Linked DNA regions of Homo sapiens: all the other regions are linked to region 1. Evidence: chromatin loops called from intact Hi-C (ENCODE). Cell type or tissue: Calu3. All regions are shown on one strand. Links, peaks and the distances in the headings refer to the core of each region. The heading gives the core; the rest is flanking DNA. Region 1 has its middle 22 kb from the start of LINC02997. Region 2 overlaps PIK3R1 (phosphoinositide-3-kinase regulatory subunit 1). Region 3 has its middle 12 kb from the start of LINC02219. Region 4 has its middle 87 kb from the start of LINC02997.

Region 1 (6,122 bases), core at 1,168-5,167:
TGGCTTTGATGTCTGCCAACAATTGCAAGTAAAGAAAGTGGTTTAATGACACAGGCATACTGTGAGCAAAATCCTTAGGTTGGCTCCTTTTGCCCTATAATATTTGTATGTGTAAGGAAACCTTTTACCCCTTCTACAGCTCTCTCTTTCCTTGAAAAGTCCCAAATATTAACCCTGAGAGATGACTTTCTACTTGCCACTGTAGAAAGAGTACTTACTTATCTGATATTACATACCACTCCTTCTTTGTCTCTGTGTTAATAACTTAATAATCTTGGGTGCACTTCCTGGAGTCCATAGACAAGAGGTAATAATTTTTCTCCTCACCATTATTCCTTTTCTGTTTTGTAAACTTACCCAGTATAGTACAATGATCTTCAACACCAAAAATTAGTTGGCAACTAAGTTGTAAGTTATGAATAATCCCCCAGTTATTTCCTCTGGGTAGGTTCATTGATTAGGATGTATTTTTCTCTTTCAACCTTATCTTTTAAAGGTCTTGTGAAGTTTTACCTTACATTTATTGCCCAGCAGACTAGAAAGACAGGAGAGAAGTGGTGGCAAGAAGAGCTGAATGGAATCGTTGATTATAATTGACAAAGAACTGCAGTGTGTGTGCAGAAAACAAAGAGACCTTTGTGTTGGTGGGAAGCATGTGACCGGCCGCCCTAATTTGGTCAGAGCTGTTCCATTTGCTCATCTACTTCTCTGGATGTTCTTCAAGATTCTGATTGAACCTGGTCTTTTCCACAACCTTTCCCATTTTCCCTGAGTCATCTTAGGGGATAAGAGCAAGAGAAGACTCCTGTTAACAGCCATATGATTCACCCTTCAGGCCTTTCCCTCAATTTTCTAAAACATAGTCTTGAAATAGTTTTGATCATGGATTAAATCAGTACAACATATACCCCATTTGTAAGTTATCCTCATGTACTGCCTATTCTGATACTTTATGCTAATATATTATGTAACATAAAACACACAAAAATTAGATTTAAAAAGATGAAAAATGAATGCAAATAGCAATTTTCTTAGTATTTTTCCTCTGCACCCTAATGCATCACCTTGTATACCTCCAGGGTGTTTACACCCTATTTTGGAGGCTCTTACCAAAAGATACTTATGAGTTGACCAAAGACAAATACAGTCCAATCTGAGAAGCTGCATCCTCTTTTTGAGGTCATTTGGGATTGTGACAACCAGGCAGCTTCCTCATGTTTCTGGATACTGCTGGGAAGACTGTTCCAAAAGGTACCCAAAAGCAAATACCCAACCCCAGTGTTCTAGAGACCAAAAATCTAGTCCCAGCCCTATCATTAACCAGCTCTACAACTCTAAGAAACTCATTTAAACTCTCTGAATTTGTCATTGGTGAAACAAAAACAAAAACGAAAAAACTTTCTTGCCCATTTCACCTAATTGCTATAAATATCAAAGACGGCAAGGGATTTGCAAGAATTTCTAAAAGAATAACACAGAATACAACTATAAGGTAGTATTGTTATTATTTTTAAAGATAGTGGAAGGAAGGAATATCCTACCTGCTCCCCTGCCCTCTGCACTGTTCATTGCATCAACAAAACTAACTCAATGCAGACACCCTCCCTCTTGCCCTCCTGTACTGTGTAAATGATCACTGGTGAAAATTGAAGCTGTTTAGTTTTAGATTTTAGTGAATACTTTCCCAACTCTTCCTCCCAAGATTTTAGAATCATAAAAGGTAAGAGGAAGATAATAATTTTAGAGTTGAAGGTAGCTGAAAGATTATCCCAGCTAGTATTCTTATTTTGTGGATGAAAATATTGAAGCTGAGTGAATTTCAGAGAGGCTAAATGATTTCTCCAGGATCACACAGCTAGGAAAGGAGCCACATCAGACCCTGAGAGCCATATTGGAACCTATTTTGGAATCCTTTTTTTTTTTTTCCTACAATGCTGCTACGGTTCCTTTCCTTCTTTCCATGCTGACTGCCAGGGCTGCTTCACATCATTATGGTACTCTAGTCAATCATTTATAATTCCTCTTCAGCTGTGTTTCTCTCAGGAGCAAACTATGTCTGTATTCTCCATTGCAAAAGATTCTCTTCTTTTGCATCCATATCTTTAAGTCTTACAAGTCAATTCCATCCCCCTAAACTGTCTCCAATTCTTTCTTACTGTTATTCAACTCCTACTCTGATCACCTCGTTAGCTACCCGTGATGTTTCCTTGTCAGGAAAGGACTGTGGATTAGATGGCCAGAGGTGGCCATTTAACTTGTCACGGAAGGCGTCTGCCTCTTCCAGAGCACTGACAGCTGTTGTGTCAGTCACACAAGGTAAAATAACCTTCTCACAGAGTAAAAATAAAATGGTAAACATAACCTTCTTACACAAGTCTCACACCAAAAGTAGGCGTGAATATTTTGGAGAGAATTTAGAAACGGGTGATAGAGATGGCACAGGCAGAAGCTGGTTAGATGGATATGTGTCCCTCCCTTCCAGGGTTTTTGTTTCTAACCAGGAGGTTAGAAACCATCCTTTTTCTTCTTTTTTCCCTTTCTTCCTTTGGCACCAGCCACTCCCGACCTCCCAAATACCCACCCAAATCCATCTCAGATTTAATGTGAAATTATGTTCATGTTGTATTTTCAATGGTTCCTGTTTTCTTCTACCTAGATCACTTTTAGGTATTTAATGGTCAAATATTCTCTATGAGTAAGATAGATTAAATCTCAGGATCCATGCTTCTAATGGGGCAAAAGTGAATTACTGAACACATTTAATAAAATGTCTCAGAAGGAAGCCTTGGCCCAAGTCATCACTGTAAGATGAGTAGCCAGAGATCTGAAGCAAAGAGCTGGCAAGATTTTTTGTGATTTCCATTTATTCTTGGCTTTGTTTTTATCAAACGTCCACTTGGGGTGTAATAGGATCAGAATGCAAATAGATCACCAGCATGACTTTTGAGAACAAAGAAAAATTTATATATACTCTGTTACCAATTTGTCTTTTAGGAATATCTGGCCATTTAAATATTTATGTCACCCAGTTTGTACGTGGAAGAAAGGCCAGCATTTTCTAGTTTGTTTTTCCCCCACCTGAGTGTTATGTGGTACATCTGACACCAGAGCACCTACTGAGGCTCCTAGCATAGGGCAGGTGTTCCATAAATGATTACTAAGTTTAACTGACTTGTGTTCAAAACCCTGATAACTGCAGTCAAAAAGCTGAAACGTTTCTCTTTGTCTAAATGTTAATGTTAAACACAATGCGAGCTCAAGATAAAAAAAAAAAGTAGAAAATGGTGAGTTAGAGGAAGGGGAGATAGGACAGCAGACATCATGCTCTGAGAACTAGTCTAAAATGTCGCAAGAGGTGGATGGCATGAAAGGCCAGTGTTTCCTGGAATGTGTCATAAGACTCTGAAGATAAGAGATCTGCTAAATAGTCACTAAAGGGAAGTGAACCTTGAGCACAAAAGATGTAGGAGGTAGAGGGGTAAGCCCGGAGGTTGCTGCAGCCAGGAAGGAGCCTGGATTTGCCCCACCCATCACCTCCTCTGCCTTCACTCCCATTCTAGACCCCACACGTTGGCTCATGTTCAGTGCAGGTACAGGGTACAGGCTGAGTGCTTTCCAGGCTCACCCTGCCAGAGTTTACCAGGCAGAAAGGAGAAGCAGGGAATGACTCCTTGCTTCTCCACCTCTCACTCCACCCCTGCCAGAAATTTAAAATATTTGATGGCAAAGAAACAATCTTTCCAACTGCTGAACTCTGACACTGCGTACAACATTGTCCAAACACTTCTGCTGCTGGCCTTTGTTAGAGGTTTTTTGCTCTGAAGCCACACAGGTCCCTATGTATGTGTTTGGGCCAGAGGCAGGGGTGGGCAGTGAGCTTTAACCTTGAACCACATTTACTTTACTAATAAGAATTCTTTCTTTTTCTTTTCTTTGTTTCTTTTTTTTTTTTTTTTTTGAGACAGAGTCTTGCTCTTCACCCAGGCTGGAGTGCAGTGGTGCAATCTCAGCTCACTGTCTCAGCTCACTGCAACCTCTACTTCTCGGGTTCAAGTGATTCTTCTGCCTCAGGCTCCTGAGTAGCTGGGATGACAGCTGTGTACCACCATGCCCAGGCAATTTTTGTATTTTTAGTAAAGACGGGGTTTCGCCATGCTGGCCAGGCTGGTCTCAAACTCCTCAAGTGATCCACTTGCCTTGGTGATATGGATTGTCTGTGTCCCGGCCCAAACCTCATCTTGAATCGTAGCTCCCATAATTCCCACATGTTGTAGGAGGGACTCTGTGGGAGATAATTGAATCATGAGGGCAGTTTCTCCCATACTGTTCTTGTGGTAGTGAATAAGTCTCATGAGATCTGATGTTTTTATATGGGGTTTCCCCTTTCACTTAGCTCTCAATTCTATCTTGCCTGCTGCCATGTAAGACGTGCCTTTTACCTTCTGCCATGATTGTGAGGCATCCCCAGCCATATGGAGCTGTGAGTCTACTAAACCTCTTTTTCTTTTTAAATTACCCAGTCTCTGGTATGTCTTTATCAGCAGTATGAAAACGGACTAGTACACACAGCCTCTCAAAGTGCTGGGATTACAAGCGTGAGCCATCATGCCTGGCCAGAATTCTTAACTTCTGATGGTAACTAGGTTTACATTGGAGCACATGGTAATTAGTGAATTTTCTAAGATAGTGTATTTGGAAAAAAGATCAAACAAACAAAAACGAAAACTTATGTCAACATTTAAAACTAACCTTGAAGGCTACTTTAACATTATAAAAAGATTTCACAATAAAATAAGTGTTTTAAAACTTTCACAGATATATTTACAGGACACTGCCAGACACCTTTCTGCCTGCCTTAGTCGAATGCTTTTGCTTTTTGTTATTTTTCCATTGCATCAAGCTTCACACCTTCCTCTAAAGATCTTTAGAAGCCCGGCTGAGCTACTTTGATATCTCCATTAACTAGAGCTTCTAGGTAAGATCTCAAAGGCTTAGGTGATTTGCAAAACGTTCATATATATCTTCCTGAAATATTCAGTTGCTCTAAGCTCATTTGCAGTATCAGAAGATTTGGGTGAAAGGAAAGATTTTAAAAGTCTTGCAGCTACTCTGTCCAACACAGTACCTGCAGGAGAACGTCAAACACTTAAAGTTTGGTGAATGCACCTGAGGAAATATTAAGTATGTTTGGAACAAAGTGGGTAGGTGTAACTTTACAACTCAGATTTTATGAAATCTAAGTACAAATAAGTGTGTTTTATGGAAATTTAGTATTAGAGTTGAGATAGGCTGTAGGTGTAAAACGCATGCCATATTCGAAATACTTCATGTGAAAAAACCTCATTAATACATGTCAATTGATTAAATGAGGAAGTGATAATGTTGCAGATATACTGGGTTGAGTAAAGTATATTGCTAAAATTAATTTTACCCTCTTCTTTTTACTTTTGTAATGTGACTGCTAGAAAATTCAAGACTGCACACATGTGTGGCTCGCATTGTATTTTATTTGATAGTCGTGGTTCAAAAGGCAGTTTTGACTTAAACTATTACAATTAATCCATCTGCCTACTTGTTTCTCTGCAGTAAATCTTAATATTTCTCTTTCAAGTATGCTTTTTTGTTTTCAGATAGAATTACCTAAATCTTCAAAAGGTAACTGAAGTTGAGAAGAGAAGCCAAAAGAGACAAAAGCCTCCAGCCAATAAGCATTCCCCATGAACAAGCAAATGCAAATGCTTCTTACTATAGTCTCGAAATGTGTAGTTCTAATTCTCAAGTGATATATGTATTTAGTTACTGATGGAATCACAGAGAGATTTAAACAAGCAGAAGTTACCATAAAATGGAAACAGAAATTGCGTTCTGACCAGTTTTTCATGACACTTTATGGGAAATATTGGAAATGAGAGAGAAATGCTCTAAGAATAAACTGTTATGGTATTGAAATGGTGGTACATGGAACTTTTGACTTATAGGAAAAACACTATAATGGTGGCTACAGCATGTCAAGAGATGAAGGTGGGAGATAGGGGAAGAAAACCACTTACAATATTTCCAAATCAGAATTTTTCTTTGGATATTTTCACTTTTTTTTCTTTTCAGAAGTCTTAGCTCAGCCC
Region 2 (4,000 bases), core at 1-4,000, 500 kb before region 1:
GGGGTATGGAGCAAACACAAATTAACAGAGCACCATCCTCCAACAGTTTACATTTAAATTCTCATTACAGTTCAGCTTTTGATTTTTATACCTGAATAAGTAATGGGTTTTGGTTGTGAAGCTTGCTGTAGCACAGTGTATAAGTGTGGAGAACCAACTCCACTCTTAAGAATCTGGGCAAATTTGTTGATTCCTTTACTACAACCCAATCCCAGTTTTTCACTAGCTAAATCATTTTTCATTGAAAGAAATCAGTATTGCTTAGGAAGAAAAGGATAAAGATCAGCAGAAAGGTTTAAAAGTAGTGAATCCAAGACACGCATTATTTCAAAAGAAAGGAGGATTCAGCCTTCAATGTTGACCAGAACACCAATGAACTAGGTGTCCCAGGTTGTAGGAAGAATATTTGATGACACATCCGATGCTGCATTTTCCACTCGTTCTAGTTTTCCCCCTTTGCCCTGGTGACAGCCAATCACATGGAATAGAAAAAGAGCCTTCTCTCCAAACTTCAGCCCTTCCCAAACCACTAACATGGACAGGCCTCGACAGTCCTTGGGCACCAGCGGTGTGTGGGAGACAGTGGCATTCTTTGCATTAAGTGATGCCAACACCGTTATGAAGTGCAAAATGAAACCACCACACAGTTGCACCTTCTGGAGGCATTCACCATAAAAAAAGATATTTTGAAGTTAGTGCCTGGCAGGGCCCACTGGAAAGTTTAAGCTGAAACACTGGGACTCCAGAGGCTGCCCAAGCCAAATATTTCATTACTGATGGAAGCAGTTTGGAAGTGTGTGAAAAACTGCCACTTACCTCTAAAAATGTAATACAAAGAAAAGAAAGTGTATATGCAAAGTGTGGATCAGTATTATATCAAGATGTTTGTCTGCTAACTGCTGCTGAGTCAAAGCTGTTTCTGTCTGAATCTCTCTCAGGACTTCAAGTGAAAAATGTATATTCTGGTGGGCAAATCTAATCCCAATTCTTTTCTTAAATAAACCTTTAAAGCATATTCATACTTTATGCTTGTAATGATTAACACCCTGAACTTTAAACTTATTAAGCTTTACGGGTGACACTACAACAAATGATGGCCTGTGCTCTTTGACTAAGCAAAAACAAAGCAAAAAAAACAACGATGACTTCCTTAATTTTGGGACACATCTGTTTAATCAGTAGTAAAAAAGTGATTAGAAGCAGAGCTTTAAAGCCAAAGAGGCTTAGGTTTTAATCCTTGCTTTGCCACTTACTGAATTCAGTAGTCTTGGGCAAGTTAGTTAACTTGAATCCCATTTATTCATCTGTAAAATGGGAGTAATTATGTGCAGTAATAAGGATTAAATAATATATATATATAAACATGACAGGCATCGTGCCCAGTATGTAGAAAGCACAAACTAATAGGTAGTTATTATTGTTAGAATTAGTCATGTAATCTTTATTATTGTTTAGATTATGGAAATACCCGATTGCAATTGCAGGTTTTAAGACCAGAAATTATCATACTTAGACTGTTCTCAATACTTTTCTAAGGAAGCAAGCTGGAAGCACATTTGCATTTTGCCTTGTATATATTTGCATTTTGCCTTTGTATATATAAACAATACTCAAAATCTTCAGAAGTCAAAACCAAAATATTTTCAATTTATCATACTTTCCCCAAAAGGACCACAATACTAATATATTTGAGATATTAGACTTCAGTTTTCTGAATGTGAAGACAAAATGAAGTTGGAATGACTGTGTGCTAAATTATATTGAGTGTGGCCGAAACAAGAGCTTTTTTTTTTGGAGGAAGAAGGAGAAAAAAAGTATGCGCAACTGAAAATGAGAGTACAAAGAGTAGATGTGGAAATAAATCTTCAGCCATAACTACATTATTTTCAGAGATAACTAGCAGGAGGGAATTAAAAGAGTTGCCGACAGATTTAAACTAGAAGTTTGCAAATCTCCTCAGATATCCTAATTAGTCTTTAATATCGTTAAGTTTATCTTCTCTCATTTATCTCTCCTGCTGCACAGCTAAAAACAAATGAAAGGGAATTGAGATCCTCTGTCCATTCGTTTTATTTCTAGACAACAGACTGGTATAGAAAACAAACAGCAGGCAAAGATCTTATTAAACCTAAGCAGACCTAACAGCTTTGTTTCTGACGGGCTTAGCTAAAGCCTCAGAGTTAGGAGGTAACTGAAATGCAAGATTACATTTAATCTTTGACAGGCTAGCCTAATTAATTGTGATCCTTATCACCTAAATTGGAGTTTGATTCTAAGATTACAATTTACGGTGTACAGCAAATTAAAATAGCTAGGCAGGATGTAAATGGGGAAGAAAGGGATTTCCTCCTCTCCTCACCAGAAAAATAATTTATACCTGAGTCCACAGGATTTTTGAAGCCAATGATTTATAAGGAAAGTTGGTCTTTCGGTGTGCTAAGAAAGATTTCATACGAAGTATGACCCAGAAGCCCCCAAAAAGAAAAAAGACAAATCACAGGCCATGACACACAGTGGGCGGTAGGCTGTTTGCTGAATGAATGATTAGTACTGAACATCAACTAGGAGCCACATTCCCACAGTAAGTATTTTACAGAAATATTTTCATTTATTTTTCATAGCAGTTCAAAGGTGTATAGTCTCTATTATCCCCAGTTTAAAGGCAAGGAAACTATTTGTCCAATGTCACAAAGCTCTTAAGTAATGCCTATGTATTTAGTTTGGGCTTGTCTTCCCTGCGCCAGAGTATACAAGTGCCAGTCAAGGAAAGAAGCTTATAGTAAGTTTCCCAACACTTCCTGCAAGCCTCCCTTCTTTAAAAGGTATCTGCAATAAGGGTGTTATGAAACACACAGATATCTGATGGTCAATCCCACAAGGGAATAACCTTAATACTTTCTGATTATGCTCAAGTTAAATGATCTTGATAATAGCAGTTTTTGTACTTCCTCCCCAAATAACAAGTTAATATATTCCCTCTCATTATGAACTACTTTGAAATGCAGATAATTAACACTGTAAATGGAAAAGCAATAGGAGCCCCTATTAATAACCAGAGAAAGGCAGGGGCATTCCAGATGAACCACACTATCTCTGGCTGAGGGCAAACTTGTGGAGACACTTCTTTCCTACTTACATGTGATGATAAATTTCAGAGTCAAACTTATAAAATGTCATGTTAGAAATGCTTAAAAATAATAAAGCAGAGTTGTAAAATGTAACTTGAGAAGCTGCGATGTCACAAGCAATTGAAGGATCCCCTGATTAGTATTAGGAGAGGGCAGGGGGATGGAGAGGAACTGGACAGAAAGATGCTACTGGCAGACTAGAGACCAGAAAGAAGCTTTGGATCCAGGCTGGGACCTCACTGACAGTGCAGAAGCAGGCCACTGGCTGACCAAGGAGAAAGTGAGTGGGTAGAGAGAGAGAAACTGCCAAAAAGGCAAGTTTGTCCAGCCAGACCGAACAAGCACTCTTAAGAAAGCCTGGATGGAAATAAGGAGAAAAAAGCAGCACCAGATTCCTTTTAAATAACTATAGAGAGTAGGGGGTTTTTTCTCTGACATTTTTAAATATCCTGAAAAGTTGAAAGAATTGTTTAGTGAACGCCCACATTATCTTTCACCTAGATTCTACGATTAACATTTTCATATTTGCTTTATTTACATATTTATCTGCCAGCACATTTTTTTTAAAGATGCATTTTAAAGTCAGATGTGGAAGTCAGTTGCTACAGACTGAATTGTGTCCCTTCCCCCCAGATTCATGTTGACGCCCTGACCCTCAATGTGATAATATTTGGAGATGGGCCTTTGGGAGGCAGCTGAGTTTACAGGAAGTCATGAGGGCAAGTGCTCTCACGATGGGATTAGTGCCTTTATAAGAAGCAGCACCAGAGACCTTTCTCCCCACCCTTCCCATGTGAGATCACAGTGACAAGGTGGCAGCCTGGAGGCTAGGGAGAAGGCCCTCACCAGAACCCAACCACACTGGCACCCTG
Region 3 (6,122 bases), core at 815-4,814, 430 kb before region 1:
ATATTTCATCTTGGCTTTGGAAAACCCTATTGAAGTGTCCCAGTCACCCAAGCGAGTCCATCTTCCTAGTGAGCAGAATGTTTCATCCCCCATCCCAGGAACCTTCTCCCCTGGACTGCCTGATAAACATGAACTCACTCTTATTCTCTGGCTTCCTTTTGTGTAGGTTCTACACAGCCACTCCATTAGATTACAACTGTGTTACAACACTTACAGTACACTTAGCGTTCAGCTTCTTCAGTTAACATAATACTCTAGTCCCACCTCTTAGAGACTAAAACTTAATCCCTATGTTCAGATTTGGGAGATACCAGATTTTCTCCACCATTTAAAGACTCTGTCAGACTGAGTCATCACGTGTTCATTGTTGTATTGATTTCTTTCTCAGAAGGTCACTTTTCCCAAAGTTTTGGACCTACCTTTCTCCAACAAAAGCAACTCTTTTAGATCCATAAGGAATGTGTTAGTTGAACTAAAGATGCAATTCTGAAACATTCTACTATGCTTATCTGAAAATGAGCTTGTGTTTGAAAAGTGACAAGGAGCGTAAACATGATGAAGAGCAAGCTAATAAATTATATTTCTTAGAGATTCAACTAATAGGAAATTTAGCCCATGGTTGGTTATATTCCACACCCAAGCCTTGAGCACTGGCACAAATTATCAGGGTGCTGTTACAACTGTCTGGGTAAAAGGATTTGCTTGAGTATGTTCATGTTGGCACTGCTGGCGTAAAAATTAAGGGCAAAGTCACACTGATAGATAATGAGCCCTTTATCAAGGAAACTGTGTTGGACAATCTCACTGCTCAGAAAGAATTTTTCAAAAGAAACCCCAGCCTTTGTTCCCTCCACTGGAGGGGACCCAGAGATGTCAGTGCTGCCGACAGAACCTGGCCCCTAGCATTCAAACAAGCTCATAGAATAAAGGAGACACATTCCCATCAGCCTCCCCAGTCTAGCTCCTATCGTATAGACTTTTCTCTGAATCCTGCTAAGCTATGTGCAAAGAAAACACTTTAGATCAGGCAAAGCTGTATTCTGACAATACTGATTTTTTCAAAAGGGTTAGAATTTTTCATTTAAACACTTAAACCCGTTGTTGGTACATGCATCACAATGTTAACAAGGATTTCCTTTCTGTTATAAATAGAAAGCAACAACTTTCTATTTGGAAGAATGACTTCGGAAAGAGTGACTATGGATAGTTTAGGATGTTTTAGAAGTTATTAGATTCTTTAAATACTAATGTGTTTGAAAAAGGTAGCTTATGTTTTCTATTTGAAGAAGGGAACCATGCTTACGATGGTTGTGGTATTCAATTTTAATGTTTCAAGAGGGCTTTTACGGGTTGGTGGCGGTGGCTCATGCCTGCAATCCCAGCACTTTGGGAGGCTGAGGTGGGCATGTTGCTTGAGCTCAGGAGTTCGAGACCAGTCTGGGAACATGGTAAAACCCCATCTCTACCAAAACTACAAAAAATTAGCTGGGCTTGGTGGCATGAGCCTGTGGTTCCAGCTACTTGGGAGGCTGAGGTGGGAGGATCGCTTGAGCATAGGAGGCAGAGGTTGCATTGAGCCAAGATTGCACCTCTTCACTCCAGCCTGGATGACAGAGTGAAACCCCATCTCAAAATAAATAAAAAAAAAAAAAGAAAGAAAGAAAGAGGGCTTTTACATGAATGGTTTTATTTGACGCACCAGCCCTGGGTGGTAAGCAGAGCATGTATCATGATTTTCATTCTATAGATGAAGAAAAAGACTTGGGAAAACTCCATGGTTTGGCATAGGTGGGAAGCAACAGAACCAAATCTACCCTTGGGTCTTCTGACTCTTCGAGCAGCACGTGCTGCCTCACTGTCTGATGATTCTTCCATCTGGGTTAATGTGCTCCTTATTCTAAATCCGTGTTGTGTTCCTTCCAGGTAACTTTCAGTCTAACTTCTGTAATTATTAACTGACCTATCATTACCACAAACCTAGGATAAATTTTGAAAGGGCCCAAAAAGGCTTTGGGCTAATTAACACAGAGTTTCAGACCTCTTGGATCACCTAATCTCTCTACTTCAGGAATATTGAACTATAGAATTGGCAAGTGCTACATATATCTAATTTAACTGTTTTTCAGATAAGAAAACCAAGACCCTTATCTCTATAATACAAAGTTAGTTAATGCTTCAAGTCACACAGCTAGTTAGTGACAGAACCATGAGAAGAACCTAAGTCTAAATCCAGGTCCATGGTATACACCTGTAGTCCCAGCTACTTGGGAGGCTGAAGCAGGAGGATGGCTTGAGGCTAGGAGTTCAAGGCCGCAGTGAGCTATGATTGTACCACTGCACTCTAGCCTGACAGAGTGAGACCCTGTCTCTGAAAAAAATATATATAGTAAAATAAAAAATAAATCCAGGGCCTGGCATGGTGGCTCATGCCTGTAATCGCAACACTTTGGGAGGCCGAGGCGGGCAATCACAAGGTCAGGAGTTCGAGACCAGCCTGACCAATATGGTGAAAACCCATCTCTACTAAAAATACAAAAAAATTAGCCAGGCGTGGTGATGCATGCCTGTAATCCCAGCTACTCAGGAGGCTAAGGCAGGAGAACTGCTTGAACCTGGGAGGCAGAGGTTGCACTGAGCCGAGATTGCGTCACTGCACTCCAGCCTGGGTGACAGAGCGAGACTCCATCTCGAAAAAATCAATCAATCAATCAATCCAGGCCTCATTGTTCTAGCTCATGGCCTCACTGTTATCATTCCAGTTTAGCTAATGCCTGGGAAATACCTGCCAAATATGGCAGGCACCATTGACTTATTGAAGAAAAGATTTATGACTTGTATACATGATTACAGGACTGTCAACAATACCCTTGTAAAAGATTAATAATCTTGTACAAAATTTGGGCACCATGCCACATGAAAAACAGGAGGAACCAGGCAGGTTGATGTTGCAATCCAAGGCAAAACTCACTTAAACCTGAAATGCTATAAAATACTCTATCACATAATTTTACCATACGACTGTGGCAGAGGAGTTGGCAATTACTGCTCTTTTTTCAGTCACTGAATTTGGAGGGAAAAGAGAATACACATCTGTTCCTAAGCCCTTTACCTGTCCGGGAGTGTTTGCACACACCATCATTTCCACCACCATCACCACCTCCATTCGCCAATCCATATTGGGTCCCATTAAAATGATATGTTAATATTTCCCTAATTCCCATACCAATTTCCATGTAATACTATAAACCTGGTATTACTACATACAAAATAGCCAAAACCAGCCAGACACAGTGGCTCACACTTGTAATCCTGGCACTTTGGGAGGCCGAGGTGGGTGGATCACCTGAGGTCAGGAGTTTGAGACCAGCCTGGCCAACATGGCGAAACCCTGTCTCCATTAAAAATAAAAAATTAGCCAGGCATGGTGGTGCGTGCCTATAATCCCAGCTACTCGGGAGGCTGAGGCAGGAGAATTGCTTGAACCTAGTAGGGGCGGAGGTTGCAGTGAGCCGAGATTGCGCCACTTCACTCCAGCCTGGGTGAAAGAGTGAAACTCCATCTCAAAAAATGATAATAACAGTAATAATAAATAAATAAATATCCAAAACCTAGCGTTCTCCCTAACACGAGGCTCAGTACTTTGGCAGAGGTGGCTTCGCCAAGTTTTTCTTTTTCGTACTTTCTTCAGAAACTTCTTGGCTTATCAACAAGTTACCTTGCAGAAGGCTGCAAGATCATTTGGCTTTAGAGTCAAAGTAATACCATGCAAGTGGCCACTAGAGTCAATAGTTTGAGGTGGGCCAAGTTTGTGTGTTTTTGCTCTGGTAAAAAGATTTGACAATATCTATGATTACAGGTAGAAAGTTCACAAATAGAGGAGTGCTTTATACATAGTAATTCATTTAGTCCCTACAAACAACCTATGAGGTAGATGTTTTACAGATAAGAAAATTGTGGCACAAAGAGATTAGTAAGCAGGTAGAACTGAGTTTTGAACTCAAGCAAATCGGCTCTAGACAGCATCCTCTAAACCTGGCGTCTGTAAACTACACTCTGCAGGCCAACTCTGGCCCACCACCTGTCCTTTAAATGACTTTTGAAGTTGTCTGTGGCTGCTTTTCTGCTACCATGGCAGAACTGAGTAATTGCAATAAAAACTGTATGACCCACAAAGCCTAAAATATTTACTATCTGGTTCTTTACAGAAAAAGTTTGCTGACTCTTGCAGTAAATTATACTGGAAAATAATAGGGACTGTCCTTCTCCCGCTTTAAAAAATAAAAATGCAGAGCAGGTGTGGTGGCTCATGCCTGTAACCCCAGCACTTTGGGAGGCTGAGGCGGGTGGATCAACTGAGTCAGGAGTTCAAGACCAGCCTGGACAACGTGGCAAAACCCGATCTCTACTAAAAATACAAAAATTCGCTAGGTACAGTGATGGATTACACTGAATGAGAGGTGCAGGCCAGGACTAGGACTCAATTCTGCAACCCACAGATCTGTTATGTTTCAGTTTCAAGTTTCAGTTAGTACCATGGCAGGGATTTGTTGAAAATGAGTTAGGAGCAAAACTGGAAAGAATGATAGATACCATCCAGTGGATGAAGAATGAAGTTAAAGTTAAGTACAGGGGGGCCAAAAGGAAGGAAACAGGGACTGTGCTGATAATTGGGGCACAACAGCCCCCAAGACAAACTATATCTGCTTCACAGCTTTGTCAAGGGCTAGCCCTGGCAGGGCCACTCAAGCCTGCTTGGACTCCTAGTCTCTGACTTCTGTTTACACTGATGTGCATTGTCTACTGGACACTTAAGAATGGATTATTTTATAAATGTCATTAGCCATATATATGTTCAGTCCTAACTAGATTATAAATTCCTTGAGGGAAAGTCCATTTAAGTCATGACCACATGGGGTATGGTCTGTCTCTCTTTCCTGCAGGAGAAGGCTGTACACTGGGAAGTCAGAAGGAAAGTATTGGCCTGATTATTTCCTTACATTTTTCAATGTCCTTCCACAAGAAGGCTCATAAGAGATCTTTATTTGTGATCATTTTCATCACCAGTAGTGTGCATAGCCCTCATTTCATCTTAGAGCTTCAAAAGAATACATATTGAGACCAGCTTCTTTATGACTTGTCATCTCACATGTTCTCCTTTATTTCTAAAGGAACAAAGTACATATTTTCCCAAATGCAATTGAAATTTCAACTCCTGCTATTTCTTTTAGAGCTTTGGAGAGTCTTAGTGTTAATCAAATGAAAATGAAAAGAACTAGAATTTGTTATATAATTTTCCATCTACAGAAATGCAAATGATATTTAAAATTAGGATAATTTCAGAACTAGTGCATTGCTTTGTTGAAAGAATCAGTTCAAACATCATAGTTCATATCATAGACAAATGCAAATCTCTTGGCATACATCATTATCAAATATAAAATTTTTAAAAATTTGGAAATTTCAGCTGCCTTAATAATAATTAAAAAAAAAATCCACTAGTTCAGGGAGATGAAATATTTTGCATAACTATCAGCCTTTTTAGGATTGTCTTCAGTTAGATCTTGAGGATCACACATGTTAATTTACTTAGTTGGGATGTAATGGCAAACTTGCATGTTTTGCTCAGTCCCTGCTCTTTTGGGTCTTGCAAATCAAGTCCTAAGGGAATCCCCTGAGACTATCAAGGGGGGTATCCATTTTGGCCACAGTTCAGTAACATATATGAATCAAAGTGGGATAGTTACAGCTTTTTCCCCAGCTCCGACTTCCTGGCTACAGTGGATTGGTCTGAAGAAGGACAGATAGTCTACTTGAGTTTCTACCCCAGGATTTTAGGTTTTGTACTGAAAGAGTTAAGATTGTTTCCCTCTGATGTCTGAGCTCTAGGGCTTAAACCTCAGGAGCTGTCACTTGTCATATTTTTGTTCATGTTAAGAAGAAAAGTGATGGGAGCTAGTTTCTGAGAACAGAGAAAGAAAAACAAAGCAGATGCACAAGAGAAGAAGAGCTGGGGAGAGGGAACTGTGAAGTCATGAGTTCGTGATTCTAGCTTTTCCTTAACTCTAGCCACAGATTTATTCTTATATTCCATAAGATACCTTTATATTCTTATAATAATGTTA
Region 4 (6,122 bases), core at 801-4,800, 110 kb before region 1:
CGTGAGTCACCATGCCCGGCCCAGCTATTTTTTTTTTATTTTTAAATTTTTTTATTTAAAAATTTTTTTTTGAGACAGAGTCTTGCTCTGTCTCCAGGCTGGAGTGCAGCATCTTGGCTCACTGCAACCTCCGCCTCCCGGGTTCAAGCAATTCTCCTGCCTCAGCCTCCCGAGTAGCTGGGATTACTGGCACCCACCACCATGCCCGGCTAATGTTTGTATTTTTAGTAGAGATGGGATTTTGTCATGTTGGCCAGGCTGGTCTCGAACTCCTGACCTCAGGTGATCCTCCCACTTCAGCCTCCCTGAATACTGAGATTACAGGCGTAAGCCACTGTGCCCGGCCCTTTTTAGCTATTCTTAAATCCTCCCTTCCTCAGTACACTCCCTACCTTAACCTATTTCCTCTTCATTCTCCATGCAACTCTTATCGTAGCATACCCTTTCTTAAGATACTTTTACGGCTGCTCTCTGCCTATAGACTTAAAGACAAATGTCATCAATTAATATATGAGTAAGAATAAATGCACATTCACTGAGAAGTTATTTTATGCCAGTCTCTGTTCTAATTGCTTCACCTATACTAATCGCATGTTATCTCAATTGGTCCTCACAATAACCTTCAACAATTGGTCCTCACAATAACCTTCAACGTAGGTATGATTATTAGTCCCATTTTACTTAGGAACTGAGGAACCTGCCCTAGTATGCAACGCAGTAAGCAGAAAAACACGAGCTGATTGCAGAGTTATTCTCCCTCCTTGATGGCCTCCTGCTGACTTTTCTGGCTTCCTCTTCTGCCATCTTTTTTCTCCCAGCATTAAGTCTCAACTCCATGGAGCTGCTCTATGAACTTATCACACTATTTGATGCCTCTATACTTTTGTACATGCAGATCCCTCTGCTTATTCCTCCGCTCATCTTTGCTGCATCTCCGCTGATTCCAAGTAAACTCTTACTCATCTCTTTGTCTAAGAAGCACATCATGATCCTTTCATCATCTCCCTACGTAGAGTCAGTCCTGACTACCAAAGACTTTTTGAATATGTCTTTCATTTCTCTCTATAAGCATAGAACCATAATGTGTTTTTACTATGACACTCATCATAGGACCTTGCAGTAATTTGTTAATGCATGTAACTTTTCTAATAAACTCTAAGTTCTTTGAGGGCAGGAACTCTGTCTTGGTGGAGGTGCTCAGTGCATCTTTGTTGGATGAATAAATGAATAATCAGTGCAGGCTATCCTCCCACAAGATTAGATATGAGGTTGCCTCTTCCCTGTCAACTTTCAGTGCTGTAAATACAAATTTTAATAGCGCTTGGAAAATTCCAATATTCTCTTCAATTTCTAGCCATTTTTCAATCTCGATGTTTTATCTTTTCCACAACACTGATTATATCTTTGAGAAAATGGTATTTTTTTTTCTCTTTCCTTCATTCCAAATGAAGTAAATTAGTCTGGTGACCCCTAGATTTTACCACTTATGAAACAATGGGGCCAACCCATTGGTAAGAGTAAAAGAAAACACCAAACTATTCAAACCTGAGGGCAGTTTCCTCCCACAACAAAGTTATTCTTAAATAGCATTCCTTCATTTACTTTTTGCAGAACCACTTTTGGACACATTGTTCTGTCCTTTAATCATGCCAAATCAATCAACCAATTCTTTAGCTTTTCTATTTCTGGGCATTCCTTCAGTCTGCTATCACCAGAAACATATCCTTCAAATCTAATAAAATAAACCTAACACTCTTTTTAAACAACAAAAAAAATAGCTTCCAACTTGTCTGTACAATGTCCCAGTGAGGTCAGCACAAATGGCATCATCCTTGTCATTTTAGCAGTGGGCAGACCAAGCACAGAGACCAAGCGGCTTTGCCCAAGGCCATAAGACAAGTCAGTACCAGAGCTGGAATTAGATAGGAGGAACCCTGGCCCTTTGCCCTGGATTCAGACACTGGTTCATGTTAACCTTAGAATTCTTTTTCCTTAGTTTTATGCCCTCCAAAAGATTAGCGGATAGGGAAACAATGCAGCTATTAAAGACAGGATCTCTTCCCTTACTCTTAAATCCAGCACAATTAAGTTGACTTAAGCTGCAATGAAAGGAGATGCATGTGCTTCCCCCTCTGTTTTTTTTTTCCCCCAAGTGGTGGAAGTGGCCATCTCTGAGGTCACCACAGGATTGACACCTCATATTTGGTCTTCCAAAAACCCATCTCTAAACTCAAGCTTTCCAGTTTGCCATTGGGAATGTTTGCCTTTGAAAAGTCTTAAAGGGAGTCTCATGGGTTCTGTGGTTTTACCCTCTGTGAGAGAAATTGTCCTTGGCCACACCCTAGGCCAGTGTTCCACCTCGCAGCTGTTTGCACCTTCTCTCTGATATGAGAAAGGTGCTGGCGGCTCCCCTCTGTAGCCACTCTGGGAATAGGGGCCCCAGCAGTCTACTGGGAAAGAAAGTGTTCTTAAGAAACATTTCTTGGCAGCAAGCAAAATTTCCACAAAACTCTTAAATATAATAAAATGTAATTAAAGTGCCACATTGAGTTAGCTCCCTTTGAAGTTTCACACTTGCATAATAAACCAAGTCATAAACCAAGATTCAAATAGGACATTATATTTCTTTTTACAGATTAATTCTCATTAATTATCTACTTGACCCCTGCTGTTATAGAGAAGTAAGTACCTGCTGCACCATAATTCGTGCTGATAAAAGGCAGTAAAAGATGAACTCACCGCTGGAAATGGAATCTCACACCTGAATGTCACTTTGTAGTCAGAGAAAATTAGAGCCCATGTTTAGAAATCACCTTATCAAAACTTCAAATGATCTCAGAAATGAGGTATATTCTGCATTTCTGTCTTTTTTATCACTGAGGATTTCAAATTTTATGTTAAGTGGCTGGTCCTCTGATGAAAAATGTGGTCCTTTACAAAGCAGGTTTTTTTGCTAACCTGTGGTGCACAGATCTTAAAACTGTAGATCTGGCCATGAGAGATGGTATGGGACAGCTGTTTTGCAGTGGGGTAAACATGTAAGGTTTTAGGGCTTCATTTTATCTTATCATGCAGTTTTACAGTCCCATTAATAACCACATAGACAAAGAAGGCTTTTCATTGAGACCAGTAAGAATTCACTAACTCACAGGTTACGCCACAAAGACTGATTACTTGTGACTCACACTCAGTGAAAGCTCTTAGGGTGAACTCTCATGAGTCTCAATGCTGAAAATTAATTTGCTTTGTGTGAAGAAACATTTATCTGTGTATACCTGCGCACCTGTGTGTGTTTAGGCTGTCTACAAGTTGTTGATGTGTTCTTTCCTCTTGAGCTATGGACACTGAGAAGACTTCAGGAAGAGAAACACTGCAATATAGTGAAAGGATTAGCAGGGGACTGGTCAGAGAACCAGCAGTGAATTATTGGTATAAAGAAGCAGTCTAGGAAAAGGCTTGAATTGAGCTAAACTGATGTTTAAAAAAGAGGACAAAAGAAAGTATGATAGATATGAAAGCCACATGTTCTTTATATAGATAATTATTCACCTTGGGAAAGGTAACTTGATGTTTTCAAGGATTTCAGCCACTGAAACTTGGTTTGTTCATCTTGTCAAGGGAAGCGGGGAGAGGTAGTAGTAAGAAACAAAAGGATGGAGGACGCCCTTCTACCCCTATGTTCAGCAACTGCAGAGCAATATCTCAAAATGTCATGAGAGCTAAAGCAAAGTGTTATGAATACAGCAGTGTTTACTAAGAAAATGAGTCTTTTTTTTTTTCTCACTGTGTATGCAGCCTGACTGAGTCAAGTATTTCACAGTGCTGCATGGTGATATAAACTATTTCCTCACTAAGAACACCAGCTTCCCCTAGGGTAAAAGCCTACAAAGCCAAATTTCTTATAAAGAGTTGTAAAAAAATAGTCAAAGAACAAATTTATGAGGTCACCTCCCCTTCCCTCTATCAACAAAGAAAGAAATCTGCCCAGAATGTTCCCTGGTCAATCTTGTCTAGTCATTCTTCAAATAGTAATAAAAATAACATTTTAGGGCTTTTTCAGATTGTATTCAAGGCTATGCACAAGATTGCTTGTTTTATGGTCTTGAATCTAACCATTTGCCAGGCTAAATTGAATTTCATTTTTTCGTTTTTTTCATAGTAATTGAATTTGTCATTGGCCATGAACCTAATGTACAACTGGAGAATGAGGTGAGGGGCTGGGGTGAGGGCGAAAGAAGTTGCCACAGTAGTAACAACAGAAAATGGCAGGAAATAACAAGGAAATGCAGGTTATGTGAATGTCCTCCGAAAATCTTTAGAGACCTTGGAAAGCTTAGGAGTACATGGTAACAGAGGTAACAGAGGCAGACTCTGGACATATTTTGTGTGTGTGACAGAATTTTACTCCTGGAAATCTCAGCCTGCTTTGCTAGCAGGAATCAGGTTATGTTAATAATAAATGTTTCTTCGTTAATTCTTTTCTCCAATGTACTTGTATTAGATAGAGAGTGTATTAGTCATGGTTCTCCAGAGAAATATAATGAATAGATCAGATATAGATGATATAGATATAGATACACACACACACACATACACACACACACACACACCGAGAGAGAGAGAGAGAGAGAGAGAGAGAGAGATGCAATTATGAAAGCTGAAGTTCATGATCTGCTGTCTGCAAGTTGGAGACCCAGGAAAACCAGTGGTGAGGTTCTGGTCTGAGTCTGAAGATCTGTGAACTAGAACTGATGGTGTAAGTTTTAGTCCAAGTCTGAAGGCCTGAGACCTGGGAGCACTGATAATGAACCAGGTGTCCAGGGGAAGGAGAAGGCCAAAGTCCTGGCTCAAGCTGTCAGGCAGAGAGTGAATTCTTTCTTCCTTCACCTTTTTTGATCTATTCATGTTCTCAAAGGATTGGATGATGCCTACCCACACTGGGGAGGACAAACTGACTTACTCAGTCTACTGATTCAAATGTGAGGAAACCCCTTATAGTTATACCCAGAAATAGTGTTTTACCAATGATCTGGGCACCCTATGACCCAGTCAAGTTGACACATAAAGTTAGCCACCATAGACAGAGCTTCCCTTTACTCCCATCATGCAAATCCCTCTTTTATTTGCTGACCAAAGACTGAAGCTGAGACAAGGAAGCTCCAGGAAACCCAGTTAAGTCAACATCTTCTGCTTTTTAAATATATTCGAGATCCCTTTTATAGTTATCTATGACATAATTGGAGCATGGGTCTGATCTTACTAGCTGGTCAGGACCCCAGGACCAAAATGTCATTCTTGACTTCCCCTGAGTGACAACTGTCCTCTTGTTCACCAGAACTGGCATTTTATCCTTTGTCTCACACCTTGACACACTTTCCTTTTTGCTTAGTCTTCTTGATTCAAGTAAAATTTTAATACATTTCTGAAAATAAGCCGCAAAACATTAGGAAAAAAGAAATAGTCGAGCAGAAGGATAAAAGATTAAATCAAGGGAAAAAAAACTATAGAAATCAAAGACATTTTTCTCACATCAGATGACTGACCCATCCTCATAAGCAAAACGAATTGTATAAGAATGTTCAAATGTACATTGACTACCTCTAGGTATTCACTTCAGTTAGGTAAGGGAAGACCCTCTGCTTGTTTTGGTTTGTTCACCTGGGAAAAAGCAAAGCCAGTGAACCTTTACCAAAAGGCTTCTCCAGGGACCACATTATACACAGACCTCTTGGTTCCTTGGTGTCTTAGTACGTTTAGTGTTGCTATAAAGGAATACCTGAGGCTAGATGATTTATGAAGAAAAGAGGTTTATTTGGCTCATGGTTTTGCAGGCTGTACGTGAACTATGGCACAAGCATTGGCTTCTGGCAAGGGCTTCAGGCTACTTCCACTCGTGGCAGAAGGTGAAGAAGAACTAACATGTGCAGAGGTCACATGTCAAGAGAGGAAGCGAGAGAGAAAGGTGGGGTGCTAGGCTCTTTTTAACAACCAGCTCTTGCGGGGAACTAGTTGAGTGAGAACCTGCTCATTACCAGAAGGACAGCATCAAGTCATTCATGAGGGACCTGCCCCTGTGACCAAAACACCTCCCATTAGTCCCCACCTTCAAAACTTGTGATTAA

The links. Peaks named below come from ENCODE experiments on the same cell type or tissue, not always from the same donor. Only the 100,000 strongest peaks of a DNase experiment are listed, where the experiment ranks them.
Region 2: a loop joins it to region 1, with 3 times the contacts of the local background. A loop is called at or near these places in 3 of 110 quality-filtered maps.
Region 3: it touches region 1 in a loop (4-fold over the local background); 2 of 110 quality-filtered maps call a loop at or near these places.
Region 4: a loop joins it to region 1, with 2.9 times the contacts of the local background. A loop is called at or near these places in 2 of 110 quality-filtered maps.

What each region holds. Positions count from the first base shown.
Region 1 is chr5:67,768,154-67,774,275 of GRCh38, reverse strand. No RefSeq gene overlaps it. Among named protein-coding and RNA genes, the nearest start is that of LINC02997, 22 kb to the left of the region's middle. RefSeq lists a silencer at 1-95. In Calu3, for the core only: no CTCF peak of the experiment used is centred there; a DNase peak (open chromatin) is centred at 3,535.
Region 2 is chr5:68,265,445-68,269,444 of GRCh38, reverse strand. All of the region lies in intron 2 of PIK3R1 (phosphoinositide-3-kinase regulatory subunit 1), which reads right to left. Among named protein-coding and RNA genes, the nearest start is that of PIK3R1, 52 kb to the right of the region's middle. In Calu3, for the core only: no CTCF peak of the experiment used is centred there; no DNase peak of the experiment used is centred there.
Region 3 is chr5:68,198,843-68,204,964 of GRCh38, reverse strand. No RefSeq gene overlaps it. Among named protein-coding and RNA genes, the nearest start is that of LINC02219, 12 kb to the right of the region's middle. In Calu3, for the core only: no CTCF peak of the experiment used is centred there; a DNase peak (open chromatin) is centred at 2,904.
Region 4 is chr5:67,876,851-67,882,972 of GRCh38, reverse strand. No RefSeq gene overlaps it. Among named protein-coding and RNA genes, the nearest start is that of LINC02997, 87 kb to the right of the region's middle. In Calu3, for the core only: no CTCF peak of the experiment used is centred there; a DNase peak (open chromatin) is centred at 3,172.